Linked DNA regions of Homo sapiens: region 1 is linked to region 2. The links are chromatin loops, found by intact Hi-C in ENCODE. Cell type or tissue: HepG2. All regions are shown on one strand. Each heading gives the region's core, and the rest is flanking DNA. Links, peaks and the distances in the headings are about the cores only. Region 1 overlaps KLF9-DT (KLF9 divergent transcript). Region 2 has its middle 72 kb from the start of MAMDC2.

Evidence for each region. A loop is a pair of places that touch in the nucleus more often than their neighbours do. Peaks named below come from ENCODE experiments on the same cell type or tissue, not always from the same donor. Only the 100,000 strongest peaks of a DNase experiment are listed, where the experiment ranks them.
Region 1: a loop joins it to region 2, with 9 times the contacts of the local background. A loop is called at or near these places in 3 of 110 quality-filtered maps.

The regions. Positions count from the first base shown.
Region 1 is chr9:70,475,131-70,491,388 of GRCh38, reverse strand. All of the region lies in intron 3 of KLF9-DT (KLF9 divergent transcript), which reads right to left. Among named protein-coding and RNA genes, the nearest start is that of KLF9, 69 kb to the right of the region's middle. RefSeq lists an enhancer at 5,710-6,016. In HepG2, for the core only: a CTCF peak has its summit at 6,667 (motif pointing right); a DNase peak (open chromatin) is centred at 6,668; H3K4me3 peaks cover 381 bases; H3K27me3 peaks cover 2,150 bases.
Region 2 is chr9:69,963,278-69,979,535 of GRCh38, reverse strand. No RefSeq gene overlaps it. Among named protein-coding and RNA genes, the nearest start is that of MAMDC2, 72 kb to the left of the region's middle. In HepG2, for the core only: a CTCF peak has its summit at 7,438 (motif pointing left); a DNase peak (open chromatin) is centred at 7,425; H3K27me3 peaks cover 1,301 bases.

The DNA.
Region 1 (16,258 bases), core at 3,458-11,457, 510 kb before region 2:
CTTGCCCCCATGTGGAATGCGAGAAAGGCAATGTGGATGATAGGGAAGCCAAGAGACAGGGTACACGTGAAATCATTTGAACCTCTGGTTTTAGGCACACACTCCAGTACTTTTTATTTACTTGAGCCAATATTTTATTATTTAAGCAGCTCAAGTTGAAACAAAAAGTACATCATTGCAACTAAAAGTGTCACCAGGCAACTAAAATTGCATTGTCTGTCACTTGGCTGAGTCAGGTAGTTTCTTCTTCTTCTGTCTTGCTAGTCTTATGCAGATACAGGCAATGCCACTCACAGCACTGGGGAACAGCATAAGGTTTAATTGCCAAAGACTAACGCACAGAAATTCCCTCAGTGCCATGATATGGCTAATCACCATCTCTCCTCAGCAGCCTGGAAAAGTTAAGGAACGCCGCTTTGCCCAGATGCCCAATGGAGTAGCCTAGCCTGCTAGACATTGTGAGGCAACTGTGTAATGTACTAAGAATTACACCTCACTTAGTAGACATTGAGCGGTGCTCTAATTGTGCTTGGACACCTGCATCAGATGGACCCCTGACAGTGAAAAGATGGCTCCCAGTGGCAATGGAGGTTTATGCAAGAGACAGAACAAGAATCTTCTCCTTCAAGCATGGGAAATAAGTCGTCCCCTTCAGTCTGACTGATCCATCTTGGGTCATGTACTCACCATTAGATCAACAGCAGATGGCAGGAGAATGACATTCATTCATTGGCTTAGACTAACCAAGATCTATACTGGAGCTGCAAATGGTGTCAGCTTCTTCTGAGTCACAATAAGAGGAATAGAACCCCAAACTGAGATTCCGCTGAGAAGAAAGAAATAGGGACTAGAGAGCCGGGCACAGTGGCTCATGCCTGTAATCCCAGCATTTTGGCAGTCCGAGGTGGAGGTGGGTGGATCACATGAGATCAGGAGTTGAGACTAGCCTGACCAACATGGAAAAACCCCATCTCTACTAAAAATACAAAAATTAACAGGGCGTGGTGGCATGCGCCTGTAATCCCAGCTACTCAGGAGGCTGAGGCAGGAGAATCGCTTGAACTCGGGAGGCAGAGGTTGCAGTGAGCCGAGATCACGCCATTGCACTCCAGCCTGGGTGACAGAGTGAAACTCCATCTCAAAAAAAAAAAAAAAAGGAAAAGAAAAAAGAAAGAAAGAAAGAAAGAAATAGGGACTAGGTGTTGGGTAAAATCAAGAATGTCATTACAACCACTACTTGACCATGTGACCCTGGGCATATCCTCTAACTCTTTGGGCCTCGGTTCCTTGCCTGCAAATTGAAGAGAACACAATCAAGGATATCAACACTCCCTATCTACTGTAATATGCTACAACTCTAGTAACTCCTCACACAAAACAGGAAAACCAAGTAGACAGTATGGGAGGCAGGGAAATTTGAGAATGGTGGTACTTGCTGATGTTCACTCATTTCAAACTTGCTTCACTTTGGGGAAGATATCTTGACAGGACAGAGGTATGTTTAAAACTTTTTTGTAGAGGCAGGATCTCACTATGTTGCCCAGGCTGGTCTCAAATTCCTGGCCTCAAGCAATCCTCCTACCTCCATCTCCCAAAGCACTGGAATTACAGTTGCCACCAGGCCAAGCCAAAGTCAAGATTTTTACTCTCCCCAATTACAATAAAAAACAATCAAAAGAATTTTCCAGCTGTCTTTATTACAAAGTCATATTTCTTATTATTCCATATTCTCTGGCATATAGAAAAACAATTTTAGGCAATGATGATCTGTTTAAGCAAAGTCTGGATTTAGCTTTTTTCTTTTCCTGGACCTGATCAGATCAAACAACTATAGCACGTTATAAATACCTGGGAAGATTTTTAAATCCCGATGCCAGGTTATAGCCCGGACCACGTAATTCAAAATCTTGAGAGGTGAGCACCTGACCTCAATAGTTTTTCAAGCCCCCAGGTTATTCTAGTGTGCCCCAAGGCTGAGAACACTGCCTTTGAGTCTGCCATAAAATCAGTGTCTGCTGAACCCCAGTGGAGAAAGGAAGGTGAGTGCCACACTTCCCTACTCCCAACTAGAGGAAAAATAAAATTGTTGCTGGATCTTTAAAGTCTAATGATTCCTGAGATATCTGGGGGAAGGAAGGTGTTGTTCTGTCTCAGGATTCTAAGCTTTATTAATAGGAACTAGCCAGAATGGGAAGTCTCGCTCCTAAGCAGCTGTAATTAAATCATATTCTCTGATAAGATGGCCCTTCCCAACTCATCCCCCATAAAGAACTGTGGCTGGTCTTACTTCTGGAAGTGCCTCTAACCAGAGCTGTTTCTAGGGCTCCTTAGCAGAAGGTCACTGAAGTTATTTTATTATGATTTTATTACAGAAAGATTTAAGTAAAAGGGGCCAGAGAGGGCACCTGAAATATTCCAAATATTCACCAGGCAGAAGCACTTAAGAGGGACACCTTCAACTGGAGAAGCTCCAATTTGGGGCTAATCCAAGGGTGTGTCCACGTGTAGCCTGAGCCAGAGACTAAATGCAGGCACAAGAAGTCACCCCGGGCAGCCTAGGAACGTTTAAGGTGAGGCATACAAGTGATTTAGTTCAAGGCATAATCTGTTCTGTTAACAGCATTTTCAAATGTTCCCCAACCTCTGACTTCTGAGACTGACAACATTCCAAGAATCTGAGACTAAATGCTGGAGGGAAAGAAAATATTCCTACCACTAGCTTAGGAATATTGGGTCATTCCTTGAACCAGGGGTGAAGATGAGTACTTTACTGGAAACCAAAAATTTGTACTCCCTCTGCTCGATCATATCTCTAAATAATTTGAGGGCTGCGAAGCATAATTAATTACCAAAAATATGAATTAAGCAGCTACTGCTTAGGGCTGTGCAATGACTAAAAAGGTTTGGTCTCTAATTTATAGCTGGTACTTATTAAATATATGCCAATTGATTTGTAAGAATTTATCAGAGAATAAATAAAACACACACTCAGAAGCCACTACTCATGCACAGGCATTATTAAAATGAAGACTACAGTAAGTTTTCCTTTCTCTGTTGTAACCTAACCACAGCCACTTACTGTTTATAAGCCCACTACAGGCTTATAAGCACATTACTATAAATCTTGCTCAATATGAGGATCCTATCCTCTTTTTTTTTTGTCAGATCGAGTCTTGCTCTGGTTCTGTCACTCAGGCTGGAGTGCAGTGGCCCGCACCCAGCTCACTGCAACCTCGTCCTCCCAGGTTCAAGTGATTCTCGTGCCTCAGCCTCCAGAGTAGCTGAGATTACAGGTGCACGCCACCATGCCAGGCTAATTTTGTGTTTTTAGTAGAGACGGGGTTTTGTCATATTGCCCAGGCTGGTCTGGAACTCCTGGGCTCAAGCAATCCACCCACCTCAGCCTCCCAAAATACTGGGATTACAGGCATGAGCCACTGCGCCCTGTCCTTCTTTTCAGAGATGCAATACAGGCTATTTATATAAAAGGCTGACATGAGCCAGCACAGGAGTGCCAGGTATACCCCGAATGCTAAGAGGATATCAGCACCAGGCCCCAGGCTCTGTGGGAAGGATTCAATGCGGAGAAAAAAAACAGCACTTGTCTGTGACCAGAGCCATGCTAAAGCCATTGACTTACTTTCATCTTTTCTTTAAAACTATTTTTTTGACACATAATTGTACATAGTGATGAGGTACATGTGATATTTTGTTACATACATACAATATGTAATGATCAAATCAAGGTATTTAGGATATCCATCACCTCAAGTATTTATCATTCTTTGTGTTAGGAACATTTATCTTCTAGCTATTTTGTAATACACAATAAATTATTGTTAACTATAGTCACCCTACTGTGTTATCAAACACTGGAACTTACTTCTTTTATCTGACTGTATGTTTGTACCCATTAACCAACCTCTCTTCATCGTCCCTCCATCCCCAGGCTCATTTTATTTTTTATTTTTTATTTATTTATTTATTTTTGCGATGGAGTTTTGCTCTTGTCGCCCAGGCTGGAGTGCAATGGTGTGGTCTCGGCTCACTGCAACCTCCACCTCCCAGGTTCAAGCGATTCTCCTGCCTCAGCCTCCCAAGTAGCTGGGATTACAGGCACCCACCACCACACCCAGCTAATTTTGTATTTTTAGTAGAGACGGGGTTTCACCATGTTGGCCAGGCTGATTTCAAAATCCTGACCTTAGGTGATCTGCCCACCTCGGCCTCCCAAAGTGCTGGGATTACAGGTGTGAGCCACTATGCCTGGCCAGATTTATTTTAATCTTGCCCCTCAACCCAACCTCAATTGGGATGGGAATCAGTCTAGGCTAGTTGGGGTCAGGGGAACAGGTTCAAGTCAGATGCAGATAATTATAGAGCATGAAGCACACACTGCAATAATTAGAACTCTTTTAGCTGTGACTTACAGAAGCTCAACAGAAATCAATGTAACCCATAAGAGAATGTATTGGCTTCAAGGTATAGTATTAGCTGGATTGAAGTGCTCAAAAGCTGTTATCCAGAATCAATTGCTTTCCATTCCCTTACTCTCAGGATTTCTTCCATGTTGGCTTCATCTTCAGGCAGGCCCTCTCCCAGTGGTGGTAATAATAATTGCCAGAGACTGGGTACAGTGGCTCACACCTGTAATCCCAGCACTTTGGGAAGCCGAGACAGGTGAATCACTTGAGGTCAGGAGTTTGAGATCAGCCTGGCCAACATGAAACTCCCATCTCTATTAAAAATTTAAAAATCAGCCGGGTGTGGTGATATGTACCTGTAATCTCAGCTACTCAGGAGGCTGAGGCATGAGAATCACTTGAGCCTGGGAGGCAGAGGTTATAGTGGTCTGAGATCCGCACCACTGCACTCCAGCCTGGACAACAGATGAGACCCTGTGTCAAAAAAATAAAATAAGAATAATAATTGCCAGAGCTCCAGGATCACATCCTACCAGCTTAACAGCCCAGGCAGTTCTAGCAAGAGCCCAGGGCTAGTTCTCACTGGCCTAGCCACAGTCACAGACTCATCTGTGAACCAACATCTGTGACCAGGGAATGCAGTTCTCTCATGGGCCAGGCCTCGGCCTCATGCCCACTTCTCATTCAAGGAGGAAAGGTCAGCGCTGCTCATACCACAAGGACTAAGACTTAGAATAGAGTAACCAAAAGAAAATCAGGGTGTTTTCCCAGGAGAATGGAAATAAAGGGTTAAAAACAACAGCTCTCCACTGCCTTGACGGTGCTGGCCCACTTTGTGGATCCTGGAGTTATGACACCTATTCTTACCCTCACTCTCCTTAAATTTCCTGTGCCCAAAACTTAATAGGCAATTGAATAAATAGTTTTAAAATGAATCAATGAATGAATCTAGTTGAGAGCATAAAACATGAACTATTTAAATATTCCACAGTATTTGGTGATATGATCAATGTAAACTATAAAAGCAAAGATGCAAAAATAAAGGAAGGAATGAGGGGATGCCATAGGGAAGAGGTAAGGCCTGAACTGGGTCTTGAAGGATGGGGAGAAAAGGGGAGGGGAATGCGTTCCATGAAAAGTCACAATGTGGGCATAGCACTGAGATCAGACAAGTACCATGAATCCAGGGACAGAGAGAAAACTTGCCAGGCTGGGCTTCACGTGGGCAAATAATGGGAGAGGAGTGGAGGAAGGTAGGAGGGCCCACCATGAGTCTGGGGTGGCCATCTGAGGACCCAGAACTGTATCCTGTAGATGCTGGGAGGGGGCAGAAAGGAAAAGCTGGCACTGAAGGAAGAGAGAAGAGTTCAGTTTGGGACAAGATGAGGCTGCAGTGTCAGCAGGAAGCATGAAGTAGGAGAGTGATGATGACAGTGCTGCTTTGCACAGATAAGCCTGGCGGAGACACGGAGGGGGCTGGACTCTTAGGGGTGAGCACGGAGGCAGGGTGTCAGTGGGGAAGCTGCTGCCAGGTGGAGATAATGAGGGTCTAAACTCCATCCCTTCAGACTGCCTTTTCCAGCCCAGCTTCAGAGGCCCTTTCAGCAGCCCCTGCCTGCCCATTACTCTTTCTCTCTCCTGCCTGTCCTGGCTCCTGACATGATAGCATGTCAGATATTTGATTATCCAAGAAACTTCAAACTTGAGGAAGCTACACATAGAGAGGGTCTAAAGCATACGGTGCAAAGACTACGCCTTGCTAAATGACACAGAAGTCTCTTAGCAAGGCATGGCACAGAAGCATGGGTGAACCAAGGAAGATACAGCTCACTGTCCAACTCTTCAGAACGTTTTCTGAATAGCATTAAGCACTGGATTCTGCAAACCAACTGATTGAGTTTGAATGTCAGCATCACCGTTTACTGGCTGTGTGATCGTGGGCAAGTTCTTTCTCTTAGCCTTGCTATTTCTCATCCGCAAAAAGAAAGTATAATTGAACTTCCCTCAGAGGCTTAGTATTAAAACTAATTGTGTTAATAATGTATATAATGGGCCTGACTCAATAAAAGTCTATTATTATTATTTGCATCTGGGAACATCACAAGTAAACCTGTTGGTAGGACTCACCTAAACTTCCTCCCAAAGCTAAAAATCCCAACACATAAGGGAGGCCTTTGGAGATGGGGTTAAGTCCTCTCCACTGATCCTCAGGCTGAGCTGAGTCTGTCCTGAAAGATATCGACCACTAGAGGGAGAGTGGACTTCCAGAAACCACAGTCCCTCAACCCAGTGTCTTTCAAACTACGGGTTTGAAACACATTAGTGGTTGTGATACCAACTTAGTGGGACCCGACTAGCATTTTTTTAATAAAATAAAACAGAACATATCTGCATTAATTTCAGAAGATACAGGTAGATATTGTTTCATGAAGCCCTTTGCTTTAAATAATTATATAGACATGTATGTTGTTGGTCCCAAAATAAAGTATATTTCTCACTGTGAGTCATGGTCAACTATCAGGAGATCTTGAGAAACACTCCCATAAATGATGTACAGGAGAAAGCTACCTGTGTTGTTCATTCTCAAACACCAACAGGCCACATTGAGGTGAGTCATTGCTCTATGTTAAAGAAGAATCAGACACAGAAGTAGAGGTCTGGATTTAACTAACGACACTCCACATTGTTAGGAATTGTTTTCAGATTCTCTTCCTCTGGTGTTCATTAGGCACCTCTCAAGGTCTAACCTGGCTGTCCTTTTTCAGGCCTATAAATGCCCTGTGTGGCTCTCATCCTAGGTGATAGCATTTACTCCCAAGGCTTCCATTGGTTCCTCTGTGTGACTGAATCCTGAACTACCTCTTTGGCTTTTAACTCCAGATATGTATTTCCAAATGATGGCTAGAATTCTCCCCATGGATGTCCCATAGACCCCTCAAATTCAACCTGTCTGAAACCCAACTCATTATTTTCCCTTTATAAAAAGAGAAGTAAAAGACCCTGGTCCTGTATTCCTTCTCTTGGCTCCTCTCTCCTAGCAGTCACTGTATTAGGCTGTTCTTGCACTGCTATAAAGAAATACCTGAGACTGGGCAATTTATAAAGATAAAAGGTTTAACTGGCTCACAGTTCTTCAGGCTGTACAGGAAACATGATGCTGGCATCTGCTCGGCTTCTGGGAAAGCCTCAGGAAGCTTAAACAATCATGGTGGAAGGCAAAAGGGAAGCAGGCACATCACACGGCCAGAGCGGGTGCCAGAGAGAGGGAAGAGGTGCCACACACTTTTAAATGACCAGATCTCGTGAGGACTCACTCATTATTGTGAAGACCGTACCAAGAGGATCGTACTAAACCATTCCTGAGAAATCCGACCCCATGATCCAATTGCCTCCCACCAGGACCCACCTCCAACACTGGGGATTACATTTCGACATGAGATTTGGGCAGATACGGTTTGGATATCCAAACCATATCCAGTCACCCAGGTGAGAAAATTCAGTTATGGTCAAGTTTTCTTTCTCCCTCTGTCATTGCTGAGTTGAGTCATTTATCTGTCCCAGTGCCTCATCTGTCCAGTCTACTTTTCCCTCCCACTCGTACTATTTCAGATGATTTGTATATCTTCTTAGTGGTCTCCCTGTTTCCAGCCTCTCACCTTTCCCATGGATCCTTCCCATGGCCATCAGCTACCTCACCAAAACAGACTGAATCGTGTCATTCTCTCATATCATTCTGGTCTTAATAACATGCAATAACTCCCAAGAATAACCAAAATAAATAAAATATGTAAGCATGGGATTTAACTCCCAAGTCAGGAATGACAAATGATTCCATCCCAAGTGCCAATCCCAACTGATTCATTGAGAACTATGTTGAGAAGAATTCTGAGGCTTCATTCAAATTCAGGAAGAAAGGTTAGCAAGGGGCACAACAGGGGGACGTGGGTATCCCTGATCTAGGCTCAATCTATTTTTTTTTTTTTGCTTCTTCCCACATAACTCTACCAACCATTCAGCCACAAGAACTACTTATCATTACCCAAATATACCATGCAATTCTATTAACGACAAAGACTATAATTCCTTTCTTTACTGTTAGCTTACTCTTGCCTCAACTTCGTATCAGAATCCTCATCCTGTTCCTCTACCATCAGAGTTTATTATGTGTATCTCTACTGAGCATGTATCAACCTCCTTTGTATTATAAATATTATATTTTTTATTTTTTGTAGAGATGGGGGTCTCACTATGTTGCCCCAGGCTGGTCTGGAACTCCTAGGCTCAAGTGATTCTCCCATCTCAGCCTCCTAAAGTGCTGGGATTACAGATGTGAGCCACCATGCCCAGATGTCATTTGCATTTTAAATACTATGTTATGGATCATGTGTGTGAGTATGTATTTCTGCCTCTCCCACTGGACAATAAAGTCTTTGAAGGCAGTCAACATATCTTACTCATCTCTCAACCCCTAGATTCCAGTCACCAACTTAAACATAGCAAGCATTCAGGGGGGCATTTATAGAATGAATGAACTATTTAATATTCTGATGGCATGTTGACACGTGACTTTTCAACAACAAAAGTCACAGGGGGAGGCTGAGGCAGGTGGATCACGAGGTCAGGAGATCGAGACCATCCTGGCTAACACAGTGAAACCCTCTACTAAAAATACAAAAAATTAGCCAGGCATGGTGGTGGGCGCCTGTAGTCCCAGCTACTCGGGAGGCTGAGGCAGGAGAATGGTGCGAACCTGGGAGGCGAAGCTTGCAGTGAGCCAAGATCGTGCCACTGCACTCCAGCCTGGGCGACAGAGTGAGACTCCATCCCAAAAAAAAAAAAAGAAAAAGAAAAAAGTCACAGGGAATCTCTGGGAACTAGCCCCATCTCAGAGTAAGGACTCCTTTCTAGAGATTTCCTTATTACCAGCAGTCAGCAAAAACCATAAGACAGCAGCCCCAAACTATGAAGCAGGTGGTAGAACTGAGAATTTAGGAGAAAAATCTCTCATTGGTGCAACAGCATAACACTGGACACTTACGGATGACTCTGCAAGTATACAAGACAAGCCTTATGCTCCTTTCACCAATCAAGCTCGGAAGATGTGACTTTCCCTGTATCACAGGAGCACCCCTAAGTAGAAGGAGACTCAAACCCACACCTCACACTTCAGATCCACAGCTCACACTTCAAAGTTGTGCTCTTCCTGCTTCACCAGTGAGTGTTTGGTGAATTTTACTCCAAAGAAAGGAATCCACTATCATTAAAAACTAATAATAGTACATTGGAAAATCACTGCATTGCACCATTCTGTCTATGCTATAAAGGTCTCCCACTCAGATCGTCCAAGCAACCCCCTAAACAACTGGAGACTCAACCCTATGACTAGGTGAAGATGGCTTTGGTTTTTTTGGTTGTTTTTTCCTGTGGACCTCATCTAACTTGAAAGTTGTGGGTTTTGTTTGTTTGTTGTTGCTTGAGATGGGGTCTTGCTATATGAGGATGGTTTTTGAAAAGGTATTTCCAACCACCTTACTTTACCAAGCATTAACAGCTTTTCTCATTGGTCATTTATATGGAGGCCAGTGACCCAAAATCCTTACAATCAATTATTTCCAGTTATAACAGCAAACTGGGAACACTATTTGGAATATTGTAATAGCTTGAACAACTGAGAGAGAAGTCACCAGCACAAGGGGCCTTACCTTTCCTTTAAAGGAAAATAACTTTTATTACCGTTACTCCCTGAACACCTAAGAAGAAAAAAAGAAATTGAAGAGAGACAGTGACAGACTCGTTAATTTCCAAAGTTGATGCCAAGTCCTGTCTTAGAAAACGGACATCACAGGCGCTTTGCTCTTTCAGGAAGTGTAATGCTTGGGATGGTCAATTTTGAGTAGCGAAAAAGCAAATGGTCTAGGCCAAAATCCGAGAGATCACCACGATTTCAACGATTTGGGGGTTATCTTCCCTGTCTTTTCCCTCTTTGTCTGTGTGGTTCCTCAAACAAAGTGGGTTGGAAAAGTTCAAACTCAGTTCACAGAAGAGAACATTCTGTACTGGCACAACAGGCTGGGCTGCTCTGTGTAAAACAAGATCAACAGCATGATCTCAGCTGCCGCGGCGGCAGCAGCAGGCACCACGCCGCCGACCCACAGCCCGGCGTTTGAATGCAGGGCTGTCAAAGACGATCTCTGGACAGTACACTGCGAAGGTGGGGACCCACACATACACACACACACACGCACACGGTACGTCAGAAATGACTTTCTGCCCCTTGTAGTTCAATTGTTACTTCCTCTCCCCAGAGGGTCAAGAAAGTTGTTTAGATTTTTCTCTTTGGAGAGTAATTACAGCTGCAACATTTCCAAGGGAACAACCCCCTGCGTGTGCACTTCAGCTCTGGCATTGATTGGGGCTTTTCAATCTGTTTGGATGTTACTGTAATCAGATGACAGCAGTAATACTAAGTACATTGCTGCCCGGGCTTAGGGAGGGAGGCAGTGAGGGAGGAAAGAGGGGATAGAGGATCAAGTTCATTGTTACCCTAACCCCCACTCCCAGCTTTTCTATTTTCTTCTGGATCCAAAGCTTTTTCCTCCTTTGTCTAGAATTTAAAGTGCAATTCAACACATACTTATCGAGTGTTTATTTTGTGCCAGGGCCTGTCCCTAGAATAATACTAGTAGCAAGGTTGTTCTAGTGAAGTGAAATCTGGCCCTCACACCCATCAGAAGAGGAAGGACAGGAAAAGGGAAAGCTGTGTATGGAGACAGGTGGCAAGGCGGGAGGGGAGGGCTGCCAGAATGAAGGATGGACAGGCCTGAATATGGGTGGGTGTTTTAAAGTATGACAAAGCAGACATCTGGAACGGGGCTGCTTTTGCATTGCCCTTTCTACGTTGACTTCAAGCCTATTTGCAAGAGGAAAAAAATGGCAAGAATGCACAACTGCCCGCCCCAGGAGGGATGGAACTGCACCTCAGCCTTCTTTAAAGGTTCCTGTTTCCCCGCTGCTGTGGCAGGAGCAGAGACCAGCAGGAGGTGAGCAGGGCACAGAGGGGCCTCACAGAGAAACAGAAAGAGGATAATCAGGGCCTCCTAGGCAGTGGCTTTGAATCCTAATTTGTTGGGTGAACCTCAGGCAAGTTTCTCAGATTTGTGCCCATGAGTCTCTGCGCTGTCAGCTATTAACTGGGGAGAGTCTACCTATTAGTAGAACTATTGTGGGATTTAAGGAAATAATATCTCCCTTTGCTTGGCAGACACTAGGTATTTAATAAATAGTAACCATTGTTATTATTAATGTAAGTACTATTCAGAGAAAGCTGTTAACCTGGTGTCAATTAAGAATTTGCACCAATGTGACCTCTGAAATGTTTTCTTGCCCACGTATTTTCACAATTTATTTACTTAGTGAATGTCTATGGAGCACCTGTTTGTAGCCCTGTGCTCTATTCCAGGCACGGCAGGAGGCACTGGGGCAACAACAGTCTTGTCCTGGAGAGCTTCCTCACCTTTCCAGGGAGGGCAGTTTACACAGGGCAGCAAACCCTGGGTGGCAGACCAGCGCTTCCTCACTGCCTACCTTCTGTCATGTTCAAGCTTGTTTCCTCTAGGTCCAAGATCATCTCTATGATTGTGACCAGCCATCCCATAGGAAAAGAAGCTTCCAGAGATACTGGGGAACAAGGATTGTTCAGGGACAGCCCTGATGTGAGACACTTCTCAGAACTGTTCTTCCAGAATGTAAACACCCTTTCCCTTTCTCACTTCAGGACCAGAGCTCCTGCCAAGACTTTGAAAAACAAGTTACACAAGCACCTTTGGGGAGGTTGGCCATGCCACACCACAGCTGTAGCTACATGGGAGAGGAGGAGGGAGCTGGCCTCAAGGACTTAGTCAGGGACAATACTTCCACCCCTAAACACAAGTTCACAGGTCCAAGAGTCCAGTAGAACACAAGCCCTTGGACCACCACACCATGCCCCAGCCTGTGGCCCAAGGAGTCAGTCACTGAGGATAATTTCGCAGACTCCCCTGCCACCATCACTGACAGATCCCAGAGTTCAAAGAGTAATCAATCGCCTGTCATTAGAGCCAGTGCTCAGGCCCAGGTGGGGCTTTCTTGGAACTGGTCACTGGGATATCTTAAATTCTTTTTTTTTTTTTTTTTCCAGACAGGGTCTCACTCTGTCACCCAGGCTGGAGGGCAGTGGAGTGATCATGACTTGCTGCAGCCTCAACCTCCTGGGCTCAAGCAATCCTCCCACCTCAGCCTCCCAAGTAGCTAGAACCACAGGTGCACGCCACTATGCTCAGCTAATTTTTTAGTTTTTTGTAGAGACGGGGGTTTTGCCACGTTACCCAGGCTAGCCTCGAACTCCTGAGCTCAAGCAAACTCCTGGTCTTGAGGAGTTCCTGGGCTCTTTCTACCTTGGCCTCCCAAAGTGCTGGGATTACAGGCCTGAGCCACCATGCCTGGCCTTAAGTTTTTTCTTCCCTGGGGAGATCACCTCCCTTCACTTCCCTGACCAGACCTCCCTCACAGAAGGCCCTATTTAAAATTTTGGCAGCAAAGAGCCTGTCTCAAAAACACTTCTCTCCCAATTGAAGTTATTTGCCAAGGGCTAGTGCCAACTCCAGCCAGTCGTAGATGGAATTTCTCAGGCCAGAGTGTGCCTGGGGCAGTAAATGCAAAACCTTAAGGATCTGACCTGGACCAAGCTAAATAAATCCAGGGACTGGGCATGTAACCAAGATCTCAGAAGGAGTAAATGAAGGGGAGTTCTCAGAGAATTAAGCAAGAGTTTGCACCAACCCACACACACCTGGTGGGAGCAAAGACCTAACAGAATGACATTTGTTGATCACACATAATGTATCAAGTACTTTACATACATTCTCTCATTTCAACCCCACAGTAATCCTGTAGAGTAGGTGTTGATATCATCCCTGTTATAGATAAGAAACCAAGACTCAAAGAGCTTAAATAACTTGTCCGAGATCATGCAGCCATGGACATGGCAGAGCTGGCACTTAAACCCAAGTCTATCCAAGGTTGAAAGCCCAGATTCCTTTGATTACACTATTCTGCCTCCCTGTATGCAAGAATCTTCTTTCATTTTTAAAAAAGTTTTTTCAAAAGAAAATGTTTTTCAGAATTGTGCTCCAGAGACTCTTATTAGAATACAGGTAGAATCATCTTGTATATTTATCTTGATTTTTTAGAGACTGAGATCTCAAGTTGAAGTTCTGAGACCAAGTCCCACTCTCCAGTCTCATGTAGTTTACCCTATCTCAGTATACATAATCAGCAATAGTTATTGAACATCCACAAGATCTTCTACTATGTTCTATAGGGGATAGAAAGGTGAGTTAAGCATGTCTCCTGCCCTCAAGGAAATTATAGTCTGTCTGAATAGGATAGGTTGTGCTGCAGTAACAAATAACCTCTGTATCTGAATGGCCTAACGAAAAAAAGGTATGTTTACTGCCTTCACCAGATGCCCATTGTGAATCAGCTGGGTCCTCACCCGAGGACCCAGTCTAATGGGCAATCTGCCACATATCTCAAACATTGCTAATCACCATGCCAGGGGAAGGAAAGTGTGGTCGATCGCTCACCAGCTCTTAACACTTCTTCCCCTGTAAGCTTCTTTTCCAAAGGGACTCATGCCAATTCTGCTCATATTTCATTGGCCAAAGCAAATCGGCCACACACAATGCCAAGTTATATACAAACCTACCACAAGTCTGGAAGTGGAGGAAACCTTGAAAAATTTGGTGAATAGCCCTAATAATGACCATAGTCTGAGAAGAGGAATGGCTTCAAAGCCTCATCCCCCACATTCCACAACAGAGCAAGCCAAATAACTAAGTGCCCTTAGAGTGGGTGCTTTCAAGGCTTATATATATCCCAAGGACTCAACAGAGATTCATGCCTGGGCTAGAGACCTCAATGAAGTATCCTGAGGGGTAAGGCCTATGTTGAGTCTTGAAGAGTGGGAAGGATTTGGCTGGACCTGCAAGACCAGACGAGTTACATCCACCTTCAATTTCAATAGGGTGATGGTAACCCACCACCAATCACCCTCATAAATGACATAGATTACTCCAGGCATGAAGGGACAACCCAAAGGAACACCTGAAGGAAAGAATATGCAGTGTGGGCTTAAGGGAAAGAAGGTCCATCATTGCTGAGCAGAGTGCTGGAGTCAAGGAGAAATGGCAGTTGAGGCCAAGGCATTAATTGAGAAGACGTAGAAAATGTTCAAACGGGAGAAAACCATGATTAGAGTAGAACTTTATGGATTCTAATAGGTGGCTACATTCTTTTATTTCTTTCTTCATTTCACAAACATTTTAAATATTTTGCATTAGAGATGCAAAGGTATATGAGGCTTGATTCTTGCCCTCAAGTTGCTCCAGTCTCTAGCAGGAGGAGAATATATGTGTTGCCTATTTACAATACCCTTGTCTTTTAAGAGGGATTGATCTCAAAGAGATCTGATGAACATAACCTAAAGCTTCAAGCATGCCAGATAATGAAGGAGAAAGGGTGAGTGCACTAAATTGCTAAATGGGATTGAGGTAGTGGTGAAGAATCCAGGGGTGGAAGGAGGCTGGAGCCAGTGCAGCCGGAGGAGAGTGGAGAGAGGAGGATTGGAAAGGATAGGGGAGATAAGGCAGCTGGCAGTGGGAGAAAAGGCTTTGGGAATGAAGGAAGATTTTTAACGGGGATTTGTATAAAGTTTGGCCATATGGTGTTCAGTGTAAGCCCTCCACTTTTCTCCCTTGTGAGCATTTCAGTCAAATCCACATAGCTGAAATGCTTTCGGGGTGGCTTGAGAGGTAGCAAGGGGGCAAGTGGGCTGCAGTGAAGCATTGATTATGGCTTCCACGTGGGTACAGGGTGTGAGCAGGGACTTCCCAAAGGTCCCAGTCACATCTTATTAAATAGATATGTGCAATCAAATTTGGACAGGATAGAGTGGCTCATTCTGGGTGTGGGAGAGTCAGTCAATAAAAACTTCATAAAGGAGATGAAAGACAATCCTGGTGCCAGGTGTCGAAAGATCAGATGTCCTCAGCCCACTTGGATTAATGGAAAGCATTCCAATCCAGGCACCAAGAGCAGCATATGCAAAGGTACTGGGGTGTGGAACAGCCTGGCTTGTTCAAGTAACTCCAAGCAAACCTTGATGGACAGGATAATAAAGTCAGGAGGGGCAAGTTCAAGAATCTAACCCAAAAATCAGGAGTGCATGTTCACCTTCGAAACTATTCATTCGATATTTACTGACCCTCAACTACTTTCCAGCTTATACAGTGTCATGAAAATCTTTTGATTTGGTAAAAACCTGGGAAATTCATGACTTCCTATTAGTCTATTGGTAAGGAAAGTGGGGATCCAGAGATAAACTTTTCTAAGGATGTCCTGACTTACTTATTCTTGCCTCTCACATACGCAGTATGACAATATTTACCTTGCTGCTAAGCACCATGTCTCCATGTGCAGTGATGACAAAAAGCCAAGATCCTTGAGGTCCTGTGTCCCAGCGGGTGAATGATTGCCTGAGACAGCAGCAAACAGGAGCAGAAATCTGGTGACTATTAAAACCACTGATTGATTTACAGTCAACTGTCAGGTGGGAAAATTTATCTCCATTGATCACAGCCTAAAGTATCCTGTGTGTGGGGTGTGAGTGTACATATGTGCCCATGTCTGTTTTAAGTATCCACCTGGGAAATCTCTCAATCAGCATTTATTTCAATAATCACATACAGAGCTCTGGCACTTTTTTCCACAAATGCTTCCAAAGCAGTTTGTAAATT
Region 2 (16,258 bases), core at 2,694-10,693:
GCTAATGGACTTCTCCCTTGTGCTTCACTCTTTCATCACAAGTGCCACCATTTCCCCAACACGAGCTTGGGAACTTAGAATCCTCATTAACTTAAGCCATTCCTGCATGAACAAAATTCAGTTTGGAACAGGCATACATGCAAGAGACTGTGCTAGATGTTGCGGGCGATAAAAGGAAACATGTACAACAGTACCTGACCTCAACAAGCCTGAAATTGGGTAGAGTGAGACACATGTACACATGAAAAGTCAGGTAAGGGCTGAATGGCTATGGAATTCACTCTGGGCATGGGTGAAGGGGAAGACCTTGGGCAGCAAGGTAGCCATGTAGAATACCATGCAGACACCACCTTGCAAGCACGATAAGAGCAAAGGTTGAGACGTATGCAAGAGACCAAGAGAGCTATCTCCAGGTAAGCAGCAAGGCCTCCGAATTTTGCCTTCATTACACTCTGTGCAGCTGTTCCTTCCTTTCTCTAGTTTTTACTGCCTGCTCATTCCAGGTTTGAATTGTAATCATAGCCACTGTTAGCGTTCATTGAGCACTACAATGTGCCAGGAACTGTTCTAAGCACTTCATATATATATTTTATTTATTTATTTATTTATTTATTTTGAGATGGAGTTTCGCTCTTGTTGCCCAGGCTGGAGTACAATGGTGCAATCTCAGCTCACCACAACCTCTGCCTCCTGGGTTCAAGCAATTCTTCTGCCTCAGCCTCCCAAGTAGCTAGGATTACAGGCCTGCGCCACCACTCCTGGCTAATTTTGTATTTTTAGTAGAGACAGGTTTTCTCCATGTTGGTCAGGCTGGTCTTGAACTCCTGACCTCGGGTGATCCACCTGCCTTGGCCTCCCAAAGTGCTAGGATTACAGGCATGAGTCACTGTACCTGGCCCCACTTCATATATATTTAATGTATTTAATCCTCCTCACAACTTAATAAGGTAGATAATATTATTATCCACATTTTACAGATGAGAAAACAGAGGCACAGAGAGGTAAAGAATCATGCCCAAAGTTAAATGCCCAGGAAATTGAAGACCAGCATTCTGTCCCAGTCCTGGTTTCAGATCCTAAACACTTATCCACCCAGTCCACGACTTTCCATTGCATTGCCTCCATAACATTTAAAATCTCAGATCTATCCTCCAAAGTACAACTCTCATCCACTCTCTCATCCCACTTATGAGTGCTTGGAACCTCTGTGTTGTCTAAGAGGTAAGGCTCACAATCTTTAGACTGGGAATTCAAGAGCCTAGCCTTACCATCTGCCTCTGCCCATCCTGCCAATATGGTTTTCTCACATATTCTCCAATAAGAGCCCTCTCTTCTCACCAGTAGGTCTGTTCATTGGCCCTGGAAGACATCCTGCGTGTTTATATCTCCTGGACCCATAATCGCAGATATGGCTTCCAGCACCCGTCAGATTACACCATGTTGTGTACTGAACAAAACTGGGCATCAACTCCAGCAGCAGGCGGACCAGGGCAGATCTGAAGGCCTGGCTTCCAAAAATGCAACCCAAGGTTAAATTGTAGTTAGACTACACTCTTCCTAATTCAAATGCCATTCATCATCAACTAAAATTGCCAAGTATAGTTTTGTTCCGAAATCAGAATTCCTGTCATTCTATGCTGCTATACAGTACTGTTGCAATTTTATTTTAACCTAATGCCAAACTTTGCATAAGTCCCTTTTCAACTTTACCTTACTAGCTTCTGTCCATTTTTCTCCAACCTGGGAAGATCTTTAAAATACTAATTCATTTTACTCACATAATAACATGGTCTTATCCACAAATCTAATAAAGATATTATTTACCTAGCCATCTATGTTGTTTAATTAAAAGTATCTTAATAGTATTTTGCCAAAGATAGCAGGGAAGACTACTTTTTTCTCAAAATGGCTGTGATGCATTAAATCAACAGCCATATAAATTGTTGATGATCCAGCCTATGTTTGTTTATCTTGCCTGCATAATTATCATAGGATGTTTTATTTAAAGATTTGTTAAATTTTTTATTTGCAGGATACAGATATATTCCTGATAATAAGCCTAATGACTTTAAACCCAAGTCACCTTATTTGGAGATAATTCTTGGTTTATCTACACGTGTTTCTGGTGATTATCTACTTTTCTAAGTGCTTGAAAACCACCCACTTGTTTAGTAATCTAATCAAAAATTTTACTGGCAATTTAATACTAAGTTTGTGCTTACTATAACACCCCTTCTAAAATTAGAAGGTGCCCAGCTCCATCTTGGGTGCCTTCCCTCTTTGCAATCATTTTCCACTTGAGCCCAGGAATTTGAGACCAGCCTGGGCAACATGGCGAAACCTCATCTCTACAAAAGATACAAGTGTCAACTTATCTACAATTAGCCTTTGGGATGCTGCGTCTGCACAGATTTGTGTCACTCAGCCATGAATGACACATGTTACACTCAGCCTTCACTACGTGTGGCTTTCCTCCCAGATTCTGTTTCTGTTCTTTCTTTAATTTTTTCTTTTTTCTTTTTTCTTTTTTCTTTTTTTTTTTTTTTTTGAGACGGAGTTTTGCTCTTGTTGCCCAGGCTGGAGTGCGGTGGCATGATCTCGGCTCACCGCAACCTCTGCCTCCTGGATTCAAGCGATTCTCCTGCCTCAGCCTCCCGAGTAGCTGGGATTACAGGCATGCACCACCACGCCTGGCTAATTTTGTATTTTTAGTAGAGACAGGGTTTCTCCATGTTGGTCAGGCTGGTCTCTAACTCCTGACCTCAGGTGGTCCTCCCGCCTCATTCTCCCAAAGTGCTGGGATTACAGGCATGAGCCATCAAGCCGGCTGTTTCTGTTCCTTCTAAATCTGGGTTTGGTTGTACCCTAAACACACTCAGTTTCTTTAATGTTTCCTCAGTGAACTTCTCATTAGAATAACCCAAGATTACAGAGTAGGCATTTCTTTTCTAAAGCTACTTATCCTTCTTAAGTGATAGTCCCTTTTAGAAACTGACTATGGGCTCACTTCGCCTTTCTTAGACTAAAAAAAAAAAAAAAAAAATCCAATGGATGTGTCTGAACATGCCCATTTGTCCGTTTCTCTGCTATTACAAATTCCAAGGTGAATCAGTCATTTCCTCCCATGCTTCCCATACCTTCTGTTTCACCAACTGGCCTTTCCTTTTGGTCAGAATTAAGTGGAAGCTCGATTCCCTTTGTCCTCTAATCAGCTGTTCCACTTTTAGCAGTAGGAGCCTCCCAGCAGATGTTTGGAGAGTTTAAAGTCATGATATCACCGCATCACTATTATAGGACCAAACAGTCCTCACCCCTCCTCACTTCTCTGTGTCTTTTCATCTCTGCACACATGCTGCCATGCACAATTCTGGAGTTTTCCACCTGGCACTTTGTTAATATCTAGTGTTCAAGTTGAGTGGGAGGGCTGGGGCTGAGAAAGCTTAGAGCACCAGCTAGACATGGATCTAGAGATGTGTCAGTAAGTGGGGTCCAAACCAACCTTCAGGTCCTGGAAGTACATGAGTAAAGGACAAACCCTCTGACTTAGTTTAGGGGAACCATGTAGTTTCAGGGACCTAAACTGCACTCCAGCTCTGGCAGTAGAGCATGTGGCCGAGATTATGGCAACCATGACATTTGCTCCATAACCACAGTGATTAGTTCAGCAGTGAGCGCATAACTTCAGTCAGACTACTTAGAGAAAACCTCAGGACTCCTGCTGGGGATGTTGGGAGGGAGCTTCTCTTGCCTCTGAGGAGAACAGGAAGCCCATAGAGCTGCTTGTAGCCATCTTAGGACCACAAGAAAATTTCGTTTTAGATGAAGTCGACACCATGGAAGGGGAAACAAAAAAATGAAAGCAATCAGGTTCTTGATAACATCATTGAGCTATAAAACCAAGGGTTCCCTTTGGCCGGCCTTCCTTTGGATTTTCAGTTCCTCTTAATATGAAGCCCATATGAGTTGGGGTTCCTATTCAAAATATGTCCTTCCATTCCATAACCAGATCCAAAGTTCTGTTTCACCAAGTTGCAACAACAACCATGAGACTGGGTTAAAATACTAAATTTATTCATTTTTTAAAATTACCATTACTCTGTTTATTAAACCCAAGCCAAAAAAAGTCATTTTTGTTTGTTTTATTTTTAATAAAAAGAGACTTGGGAAAATGTATCATTTGGAAAATGTCAATAAAGAGAGACAAAGTTGCAAGATATACAGGATTGTTAAAGGAGCAGGTGTCAGGAACTAGCCATGACTACAGGGATTTGGGCTGAGATAAAAAGAAGACACAGAATTTTCCAAGAAATAGGGTTCAAAAAAGAAGGATGAGGTAACCTACGTCAGGGATGGAGGAATCCGATGAGTTCTCACTGATGTGAAAGACAGGGTGGGAAGGCCAAGAGGCCACCCATTTGCGGGCTGGTGGGAGCAGGGCCATGACTGGCTTGGTGTTCAGAATTGATAGGATGTTAGGTGAGTCAGAAAAGGACTGAAAGACTAAGAGAATAAAGAATGACTGGACGCTGAGAGGTGATGCAGGGAGAGAAGGTGAGTCTGGCAAAACTGAAGGAGTGGAAAGGTGGAGGCAACACCCTGTGATCAGAGTCGGCTCTGAGCTCCAGCCACTTAAGGACATGTTCATCTTCTGCTCCCTGCTTTGCCTCTATGAACACTACAATAAGTATGATGAATTATTCTCTCCAAATGCTGTATTTCCCTAATATGATCCCCCTACGCCCTTGTTTCCATGGCCTCTGTCTCAGTCTTAGGCACAAACATGTCATACCTGGGCAGTGGGTGGCAGAAACTGGATCATTTAGTCAAATGTTGATGGTATATGTGAAGTTTCATCCCCCTTCCCCTGCCCCAGCCACGTACATGAACATCCCTTCAGTCCTACAACCTCCACAAGAAAAAGCCTATAAAACATCTGAAGAAGCTTTATGGTTCTCTTCCCTCCCAATTCCATGTTACTCCATGGTAGGAAAAGCAACTTGTACAAACCTCAAAGGGCCACAGAGATTATCTACACCACTTCTCTACCTTTGAAATCGGTGAAACTGAGGCCCAGAGAAATACAGATACTCACACAGTCAGCTAGTGGTCAAGCTGGCATGAACACTGCAGTGCCCTGAGCTGTAGCCCAGCATCTGTCTCTCCACACAATGAGGGCCTCTTCATCTTTGGAATTCTCACCTCTTTTTACATCAAACAAAACTTGGCTTAAGACCCATGATTTGCCGGGTGTGGTGGCTCACGCCTGTAATCCCAGCACTTTGGGAGGCCGAGGTGGGTGGCTCGCCTAAGGTCAGGAGTTCGAGACAAGCCTGACCTCGGGGTCTCAAATAGAGACCCCGTCTCTACTAAAAATACAAAAACTAGCTAGGTGTGGTGGTGGGCACCTGTAATCCCAGCTACTCAGGAGGCTGAGGCAGGAGAATCGCTTGAACCCGGGAGGCAGAGGTTGGAGTGAGCTGAGATCACGCCATTGCACTCCAGCCTGGGCAACAAGAGTGAAACTCTGCCTCAAAAGACAACAACAACGACAACAAAAAACCCTCATTTATATCAAAATCCATCCTTGTTTCAACATGATTCCTGTGTTTGGGGTGTGTCGGAGGTCGGCGGTGGGGGGTGTATTTCAGTCTCTCTCCCCACTAGAGTAGAAGTCTCTCCAGGCATAAACCACCTCCCTGCCTCTCGCACTTCTCTGTCCATTTAAATCAGTCCAGTTCCATACCCCACCCTGGGACTATAAGTCCTGAAGAGACAGGGACTGTCTTACTAATCTTTTTGTCCTTGGGTCCTAGGAGAGTACCTGGCACACAGTAAGCGCTCAGTAAAAGCTTATCTGATAAAAACAGCTCTGTGTCCCAGCACAGGGGCTCGTGCCTATAATCCCAGCACTTTGGGAGGCCGAGGTGGGTGGATCACCTGAGGTCAGGAGTTCGAGACTAGCCTGGCCAACATGGTGAAACCCCAACTCTACTAAAAATACAAAAAATTAGCCAGGCGTGGTGGCAGATGCCTGTAATCCCAGCTACTAGGGAGGCTGAGGCAGGAGAATCACTTGAACCTGGGAGGTGGAGGTTACAGTGAGCCGAGATTGCACCATTGCACTCCAGCCTGGGAAACAAGAGCGAAACTCTGTACCAAAAAAAAAAAAAAAGAAAAGAAAAAGGAAAAAAGAAAGAAAACAGCTCTGTGAAACTGTAGAGTACATGGCCACAAATATTGACTGCTGATTTCATATTCTTTATCATCCATCCAGTACCTCAAGCAGTAGAAGAAGCAGGTAAAAGTTAGTTTCCAGAAATAGTTTAGCAGTTCTTCAAAAAGTCAAACATAGAATATCATATGACCCAGCAATCCCACTCCTAGGTTTATGCCCAAAACCCTTGTATAGATTCACTTCACTCTGCTTATCCAGTCATCAGTCAGTGGGCATCTGAGTTGTTAACCCTGTCTTTTGGCTGCTGTGAACAATGCTGCTGGGAACTTTTATATATGAACGTATGTGTGAGCAGATATTTTCAACTCTCTTGAGTATATTTCTAGGAGTAGAATTGCTGGGTCATATTTGGTAATTTTTTTTTTCATATTTTTTAACTTTTTGAGGAACTGCCAAACTGTTTTCTACAGTGGCTGTACCATTTTACATTCCAGAAATATATGAAAATTTCATTTCTCCCCATCCTCACTAACACTCACTTAAAAAATATATATATATAGCCTTCTTATTGGGAATAAAGTAGTGATTTTGATTTCCCTAGTGGCTAGTGATGTTGAGCATCTTTCCATGGGCTTCTTGGTTATTTGCCTATCTTCTCTGGATAAATGTCGATTCAGATCCTTTGTCCAAGATTAAAACTGGATTGTTTGTCTTTTTGTTATTGAGTTGTAAAATTCTTTATACATTCTGGATACTAGGCCCTTATCGGATATATTATTTACAAATATTTTCTCCCATTCTGTGGGTTCTTTTTAATTTCTTGATTGTGTCTTTTGACACACAAAAGTTTTTGATTTTGATGAAGTCTTTATTCTTTCTTTCTTTCTTTCTTTCTTTCTTTCTTTCTTTCTTTCTTTCTTTCTTTCTTTCGTTGCTTCTGCTTTTTGGTCCATGAGATCTTTGAACTCCAGCTTTCACTACCAACTAGGTCACCCCTTTCTCACTTTACTTTCTGGAGAACGAATCTGGTGGGACCCTGACTAGTCAATGATTGGCTGCTCCAGGGGCTGATCAAGGGATTTGAGGACCAGGAGTAACAGAGGGGGAAGGGATTCTGTGGTCAAACAAGACCACCAAGTGTATGCTTTCAGCAAGGGGTATGAGTGAGGGATCACTCCCAAATAGGGCACGTGGGATGACCGCACTCTCCCCCTACCAAGAAAATTGTCTCCTCACTGATCTGACACCTGGCAGCTGGCTGCCACCCAGTGGCGGAAACGAGAAAGGCTTAGGGGGTGCTAGTTTACAGTTGCTAGTTAGGTGGCTACAAAAACATTTTGCTAGAAATTTCAGTTAGGTCACACGTTGGGGCAGGATGGGTCTGGCGTTTGGATTGTTTGTGACTCGGTTGGGTTTAAGTGAAAAAGGGGCTTGTCTTTCTACTTTTGAAACTGCTGTCACTGTCACCAGCGCACTGCCTCCACGTGATAGAGAGCTGCATTCTTGTAGGTAGGCATCACCGTTTTAGCTGGAGAAGTTTGCTTCATGACCCATATGTGTTTCATTTATATGCTACTTCTACTTCTTAAAAATAGATTTCTACCCTGCCAACAGCAGGCCCCTTAATTTGAGGTGATTTTCCGGCAGTGTGTTAGGACGAAGCTGTGGCTGCGAATCACAGCACACCTAACCTTTCGTCTTAAGTTTGACCTTCTTACTTCAAACTCTACACAATCAAAATAAGTAACCATAAATTGGAGAGGAAAGAGACGAATACACACAATTAATAAACTAATGATTTAGAAGTAATAACCCAGTAATAATATCAGGGTACTCTTCACCACAATTCAATTCAACTGTTGATTTGCTAATGACAGAAATCCATCTTGAATGAACTTAAATAAAAGAATGAATTTGGCAGGGCACAGTGGCTCATGCCTGTAATCCCAGCACTTTGGGAGGCAGAGGTGGGTGAATCATTTGAGGTCAGGAGTTCGAAACCAGCTTGGCCAATATGGTGAGACCCCGTTTCTACTAAAAATACATAAATTAGCTGGGCATGGTGGTGGGCGCCTGTAATCCCAGCTACTCGGGAGGCTGAGATAAGAGAATCATTTGAACCTGGGAGGTAGAGGGTTGCAGTGAGCCGAGATCGCACCATTGCACTCCAGCTTGGGCAACAGAGTGAGACCCTGTCTAAAAAAAAAAAAAAGAATTCATAGTAAAGATGTTGGAGTATCTCAAAATCAAAGGTAGGTTGGATAACAAAATGATGAGAGAGGAATGTGTGTTATGGGGCCTCATGGGTAGTGATAGCCTAAACTTGGTCTTCAACTCTTCCTCTTTCTTTCCTTATGCTTCAGTCTGTGTTGATTTCAGTCAGTCTCTCTGCAAATGAGCATTTCCACATAGTAGGAAACATAAACACTGAAAGCTCCCATATTTCATGTTGCAGTAAGGGGCTAAATCATTGCAGAAAACAGCCACCTCTCCTGCAAGTTCACGCAGAAAGCATACACCCAGGGGTCATGCTTTACCAAGTGATTCCTGCTCCCTCCACCACTCTACAATTAGGTGTTTGCAAAATCACTGGGAGAGCTGGAGATGCAGGAATTAGGCTGAGATTCCTGGACTGACTTCCAGAACAATAGTGCAGTTTCCTGCCACAGTCAGAAAGCCTCTGCTGCTCTCTGTGCAAGTGAAATGGATGGCCTATGTTCTGCTTCTTGATACCCACAAAGCTAAGAACCAACCACTGGGACTTCAGCTGCACCTGTCACAGAAAAAAAAAAAAGTCTGTGTATCATACTTGCCCCAAAACAGCCCACAATGTGAAATTCTGCCTTCCCGATCTCTCAAGGGCATTGACTGGGGTCAATTAAGTTATCAGAAAAACCAAGCTATTAAAGAATCTGGGTGATGTGTTTCATTATAGGCTGAATGTTTGTGTCCTCACCAAATTCATATGTTGAAATCTAATCCTCAGTGTGATGGTATTAGGAGGTGGAGTCTTTGGGAGGGAATTAGGTCATGAGGGTGGAACCCTCATGAATGGGATTAGTGCTCTTATAAGAAGAGGCCAGAGAGCTAGCTGGCCCTCTTTCCACCAAGTGAGGAAACAAAGAGAAGTTAGCAGTCTGCAACCCAGAAAAGACCCTCATCAGAACCCAACCATGCTGGCACCCTGATCTCAGAATTCTGGCCTCCAGAATGATGAGAAAGAGATGTTTGTCATCTAAGTCACCCAGTTGTCACAGCAGCCTGAACTGACTAAGCCTTGTTCTTTAACTTTCCTTCCTGTAATTTGCAGTCATGTTACAAGAGATTGTAATGGAGCTGAGAGAGCCCATCTGCAGTATCTGGAACAGATCCTGACTCTTTCCTTCCATTTTCAGATTTACACTTTTATGGAAGAACTCTGCTTGGAATAGACAGAGTCCTCTATCCACCCCTGGACTAAATAATGGTGACTGATGGGGAGCCACACAATTGGATAAAAGCGAGGAAGGACCACTTCAGACAGGGAGACTCCTCTGAAACCACCTGGTTGGACAGGAGTTAGGGGAAGGCCTTATGAGGCCTTCAAAGCTCTTGGTGATCTTGGCCACCTAATGACTTGTTGACTTCATCTCCTACTTCTCACCCACTTGCTCACCTTGCTCCACTTTAAGGATACCAAAGCCCATTCTTACTCCAGCTATTGGGCAGGCTGTTCTCTGTGCCTGGAACATCCTTCCCTGAGATAGCCACAGGATTCTCTTCCTTACCTCACTCAAGTCCTTGCCCAGATTTCACTTTCTCAGCAAGGCCTACCCTGACCATCCCATTTAAAATCGCAGCCTGTTTCCCTCCCCTGGCACTCACAGTTCTTCTTATCCTGCTTCATGCTAGTTTTTTCTCTATTCACACATTGCTTTCTATCATATCCTTTTTTTAATTTTTTTTTTTTTTTTTTTTTGAGATGGAGTCTCGCTCTGTCACCTAGACTGGAGTGCAATGGCACAATTTTGGCTCACTGCAACCTCCGCCTCCTGTTTTCAAGCGATTCTCCCACCTCAGCCTCCTGAGTAGCTGGGATTACAGGCGCCTGCCACCACCCACGGCTAATTTTTGCATTTTTAGCAGAGACGGGGTTTCACCATGTTGGTGAGGCTGATCTCGAACTCCTGACCGCAGGCAATCTGCCTGCCTCGGCCTCCCAAAGTGTTGGGCTTACAGGCGTGAGCCACCGCACCTGGCCTATAATATTATTTACATACTTATGCTTATTGTCTTTCTCCCCTCTCCATGATGGCAGGAACGCTATTTTTAGACAAAGGAAAATGTTCTGTGCAAAGAAAATAAGAGTTGTCTACTACAGCCAACAATTATTATGTACTGTGTGCCAGGCACCATGAAAATTTAAATGCATAAGGCATGGTTCAGGCACTCAGAAACCCCCCCAAAATATCTCCTTAAAAAGAAAAAAAAGATGGGGGGGATCTTTTTTTCTTTTTCTTTCCTTGCTTTTTTTTTTTTTTTTTTTTTTCCTGAGACAGGGACTCACTGTCACCCAGGCTAGAATGGAGTGTTGCAATCATAGCTCACTGTAGCCTCGAACTCCTGGGCTCAAGCAATCCTCCCACTTCAGCCTACCAAGTAGCTGAGACTGCAGGTGCCAGCCACCACATCTGGCTAATTTTTTTTGTTAGTTTTTTGGAGAAATGAGGTCTTGCTATGTTGCCTAGGCAGGTCTCAAACTCCTGGCCTCAGGTTATCCTCCTACCTTGGCTTCCCAAAATGCTGAGAGAAAAATCTTTGATGACGAAGTGAGAAGTGGTATGCTAAGAGGAATCATGGTTCGAAGAAGGGAGTGTATCACTTGTTCTTGTACAAACAGAGGATGCTATAGAGGGAGAAGCCCAGGCCTGAACCAGACCTTCAAAAGATGAATGAATTCAGGTAGATGGTAGAAGTAAGGAGGATATTCCAAGGAGGGATAACTGCATGAATAAAGATGTAGGATCACAGGAGTTGGGGAGAGAAAAATGTTCCCCGATTCATAAAACAAAAATTATGAGCTACAAAGAAGTAACTAATACACTAACATGTTCCCCTTCCCCATGTCCCCAGTAGTCTGTGTGTTTGTGTTTAATATTTGACCAAAACCTGCAAGGCAGTGGGTGGGAGATTTCCCCTTGGAACAGGGCATAGGAAGAATCTCTGTAAACCCTAAGCTAAGGCAAAGGCCTCACTTTATGCCTTCCTTGATGTAAAATTGCATGTGGGCAACCTAAAGTAAGAAGGTCAAGAGAAGTGCTCCTATAAAAGATCATGAAAAAAGAGGGATTGTAGAATTCCAGTCTCACTGGAGTCTAAATTAGCAGTTCTTTAATTTCAGCATGTAGACGAGTGGCCGGGGATCATGATGCATATTGGATGTGTGTGTTTCTGTGAAGCTTCCCAAAGTCCCTGATACTTTATTATCTGGAACAATTTGCTTCTCCTTCTAAACAAGTCCCATCTTATCCAAGCCCAGGAAGGCTTTGCCTTTCACCACTAAAAAGACCTCGAGAGCATCATAGTGTTTTCCTAAGAAAAGTAAAATTAAGAAAAAAAAATCTACCCTGAAGAATTACATCCCCTTCCTAGAAAGCAGAAGATGTTGCAGTCATTTTTTGTTTCAGATAGAATTCTTTTCTTCCACTCAAAAGTGGTTTGCACAACCATGGTGGGCAGAATAATGGCCCTCCACAGATGTCCTCATCCTAATCCCCAGCACCTATGAATATGTTACCTTATATGGTAAAAGGGACCTTGCAGATGTGACTAAAGACCCTGAGATGAGGTATTTTTTCTGAGTTATCCAGATGGGCCCAATCACACGAGTTAGCAAAATCTGGGAGCCTTTCCCACTGGTCAGAGGGAATGTGACCACAGAAGAAGGGCCCAGAGATACAGCATTGCTAGCTTTGAAGACAGAAGAGACCATCAGTCAAAGAATGGAGATGTCCTTTAGGAGCTAAAAAGGCAAAGAAACATATTCTCTCCTAGGGCTTCCAGAAAGGAAAACAGCCCTCACCTTGATTTTAGCCCAGTGAGACCCGTGGCAGATTTCTAACCTCCAGAACTCCAAGATAATACATTTGAGATGGCCAGGTGCACTGGCACACATCTGTAATTCTAGCTACTCGAGAAGCTGAGGAGGTGGGAGGATTGTTTGAGCTCAGGAGTTCATGTCCAGCCTGGGCAACACAGTGAGACCCTAGCTCTAAAAAAAATAAATAAATAAGGCCGGGCACGGTGGCTCACGCCTTCAGCACTTTGGGAGGCCAAAGCAGGCAGATCATGAGGTCAGGAGTTCAAGACCAGCCTGGCCAACACAGTGAAACCCCATCTTTACTAAAAATACAAACATTAGCCGGGCGTGGTGGTGTGTGCCTGTAGTCCCAGCTACTTGGGAGGCTGAGGCAGGAGAATCAATTGAACCCGGGAGGCAGAGGTTGTGGTGAGCCGAGATTGTGCCACTGCACTCCAGCCTGGGCAACAGAGCAAGACTCTGTCTCAAAAAATAAATAAATAAATAAATATATACATACATACATACATTTGTGTTAAGCCACTTTTTAAATTTTTACAGCAGCATTAACAATGAGTGCGATGATATAAGTGAACTTCACAGAGATTTTAAAACACACACACATAATGGCAGAAACCACATGGGACAGGGAGGGCTACTCTTCCTGGCCATTCTCTGATGACAGGTTTTCTCCCCCATCGCCTAGTAACTTGAGTGTGGAGGGAGCCCACAGTGCTCTTCTGCATGTGCTCCTTACACTCTTCAATACTGTGAAAGCAAGGACAGAAATACAAAAATAGAAATAAATGGAAAGCACACTGTTTCAAATGTTCATAAGAGGTGACTGTGTTTTGTAAACTATATTATCTCATTTCTCTTGATGTTTAGTACAGTCTTGTTGAATGTCCCAGCTTTACCACCACTGAATTTTGGAATGTTCTGGGAAATCATGTGTTCATCATTGAGCTGAAGCATTAAAAATTGAGCAGATCTCACCCATCCCAAACAGAATGGTGGTAACAATAGAAAATCATAGGGGATCCTTAAAGGAGAGATCATAGAAGACAAGATTCAGATCCACAAAGTCCAGCCATTTGACCTTTGTAGGATAATCTTCCTCCAAGGTTGGCCATGGAGGACACAAATTTTATTCAATTTGAACCTTAATATTGGGCTTTTGTGGCATTAAATTAAACAGGGAAATCCCACACCTTTTTTCCCAGAATTTTTTTCTTTCTCAAGCTCACCATCAAAAGCTATTGCTGCTTCAGTTGGCCTCTTTAAAACTTCAGTGAATAACTTTCTGATGAGGTGACTACTACTAATGTTACTCAAAACAAGCAGAACATATCACACTCATAAGAAATGTGACTGGAGTTACAACGGTCAGCCTGTCTGAGCAGAGCAACCACTGTACAGTTATCTACTTCCATGGTGCCGTGGAAAGTCCTAAGGTGTCATTCATAGTTAAATACACCATCCCAAACCAACTCATGAAATGAATGCCTATTGAGTTTTTGCTCCAGTTTACAGTGATTCCCTCTTCTCCAATGACTTCTCCCCTCACACCTCCATCCTCATGGTCATAGCTATGGAGCTCTACATAGCCTTTCGTGCAATATGAACTTTTCTAATGCCGTGGCCATCGCTGATGGGTCTGGGTTGGGCAATTGACCCAGACTGGGAAATCAGTCTCTTCTTTAGGAATTTGGAATTGGTGTGGGTGTGTGACGGAGATCTCCCTGGAGAGTCACAACAATAATATTTAGACTCAAAAGCTGTTGGAAGACTAGTTTTCCATAAAGTGAACCAGAAAAGCAGAGGAAGTTAGTTCTCTGTCTTCTACAGGAAGACAGAGAAGAGTGAAGCAGATGCAAAGTGAAGCAGACGTCTGTGTTTCAGGCCTTGGTTCCAATCTGCTCCTGGCTTAGCTCCATCTCCGACCTGCAGTATTCTAAACTACTTCTTTGGCCTTTTAATAAAGTCCTTTATGCCTGTGGGAGACCAGAATATGCCCCCACCCCAAAATGTGAACAATGGTTGAACTGAGGGCAATTAAGAAGGAGCAGATTCAGGAAAGCTCTCTGCACTCCCTTTATTTGCCTAAAAGCAGGGCATAGATTTACAAAGACAAAGGTATTCTCTCTCCCCAGGAAAAACAAGGTTAACCACTGCAGAGAACTCTGCACGTACTGACCTGCAGATGATACCAGGAGAATCTACATGAAGGAGCTTTACTGACCCACCTTTAACTGCCAGTTATTTGCCTTCCCACAATTTACTGCCCCTAGAAACTCATTTTCCTTTATCTTATCACTTTTCTAGCAATCTGTATTCTTTGTTGAAGATGCTATATAAGCTTGAATTCAAAGCCACCTCTGAGAACTATTCATTCCTGGGTGTCTCCCATGTATATGTAAAATATACATGTTAATAGACTTCTATTTGTTTTTCTCTTTTCAATCTGTATTTTGTCACCTGGGTCTGTTCAAACCAAGAACTCATGAGGGTTGAAGAAAAAATTATTTTTCTTCCTCTACAAGCCCTTTTGCTTAAGCTGGTTTGAGAGGAGTCAGTTTGGCCTGTTATTAAAAAATGCCATAGCCTTAAACAACAGAAATTTATTTCTGGAGGCTAGGAGGTCTGAGATGAGGGTGCCAGCATGGGCAGGCTCTGGTGAGGGCCCTCTTCCTGGCTGACAGACAGCTGTGTCCTCCCATGGCAGAGAGGGTGCTCTGGTCCCTTCATCTCACAAGGGCGCTTATCTCATCATGGGGTCTCCACCTTCATGATCTGAACTAACCCTCCAAATATATTGGGGATTAGGGTTTCCACATATAGATTTTGGAGAGACACAAACATTCAGCTTGTAGCAAGTAGGTTTCATTTACATTACAATAATATGTCCCGGAGAATAAAAATGAGTGCTGAGGAGCAAGTCTGAGATGCAATGACATACCTTTTGTGGACAAACAGCCTTGGCAGCCACTGTCTCACCCACCATCATTAGTGCCTCATTTCTGTTGGCAAATATGCAAGAACTAACCAGAAAAAAAGAGGCTGCTTTTACATCCCTCTTTTAAAATGCAAAGATGGAGGTTAGATATCCCCTCGGCTAGTCTCAAAAACAGCTCTCTGTTTCATTCTACTTTCTCCTGCGTACGCCTTGGGAACAGCAGTAAACCAAGGAGTTGATTGCTTTAGTCATTTACACAAACGGCTAGAACGGGAATAAATGAAAGCAAAAGCTCTTACTAGTAGGCTAAATGCCACAAAGGGCTGCCACAGACCAGCATTTACATGATAACGAATTAGCTCGTTGTGTCTCTCAAAATTAAAATATGCATTTTCTCCCCACTCCCAAAACACAGTCTCTCTCTCCTTTCCCTCACTCTCTCTCTCGCATACACAAATTCCTTATTCAGTCCTAATGCCCTGGGTCCGACACTGTCAATTCAAGGGTAGGAAGACAAACTTTCCTGAGATCACAGAAACAGTCACATGGCAGAGAAATGTCTGTCAGACCCAATAAGATGCAAAATCTGACCTGAGCTACTACAAGGCAAAAAGCCAAGGTAGGCCTTATTAATTGTTGATTTCTGGCACTGTTCTGAATAGAAAACACACTTTGGGCATGTGAAGCTTCTCTGCCATCTGACTTTGGCTGGTTCTCTTAATCAACAAAAATGAATCTGAAATACGTTTGCCTGAGCCAGTCTCATAAGTTAATTCCACACAAAGAAAACCTATTCTCTTGCACAATTTCAACAACATGTTGTATTGTTAATAAGAAATTAAATGAACCTGATTTTTTTAATGTGTCAGGAATATTTATTTCTAGAAGAACAGAAGATTACAGATCTCAAATCTAAAAATATCTATTATAAAATCTACATGTGTTTTTCCCTACCCAAGCAGGGAATGAATTTACAGGGGATAGAAAATACAGGCTAGGCGTGGTGTCTCACGCCTGTAATCCCAGCACTTTGGAGGCTGAGGCGGGCAGATTGCCTGAGGTCAGAAGT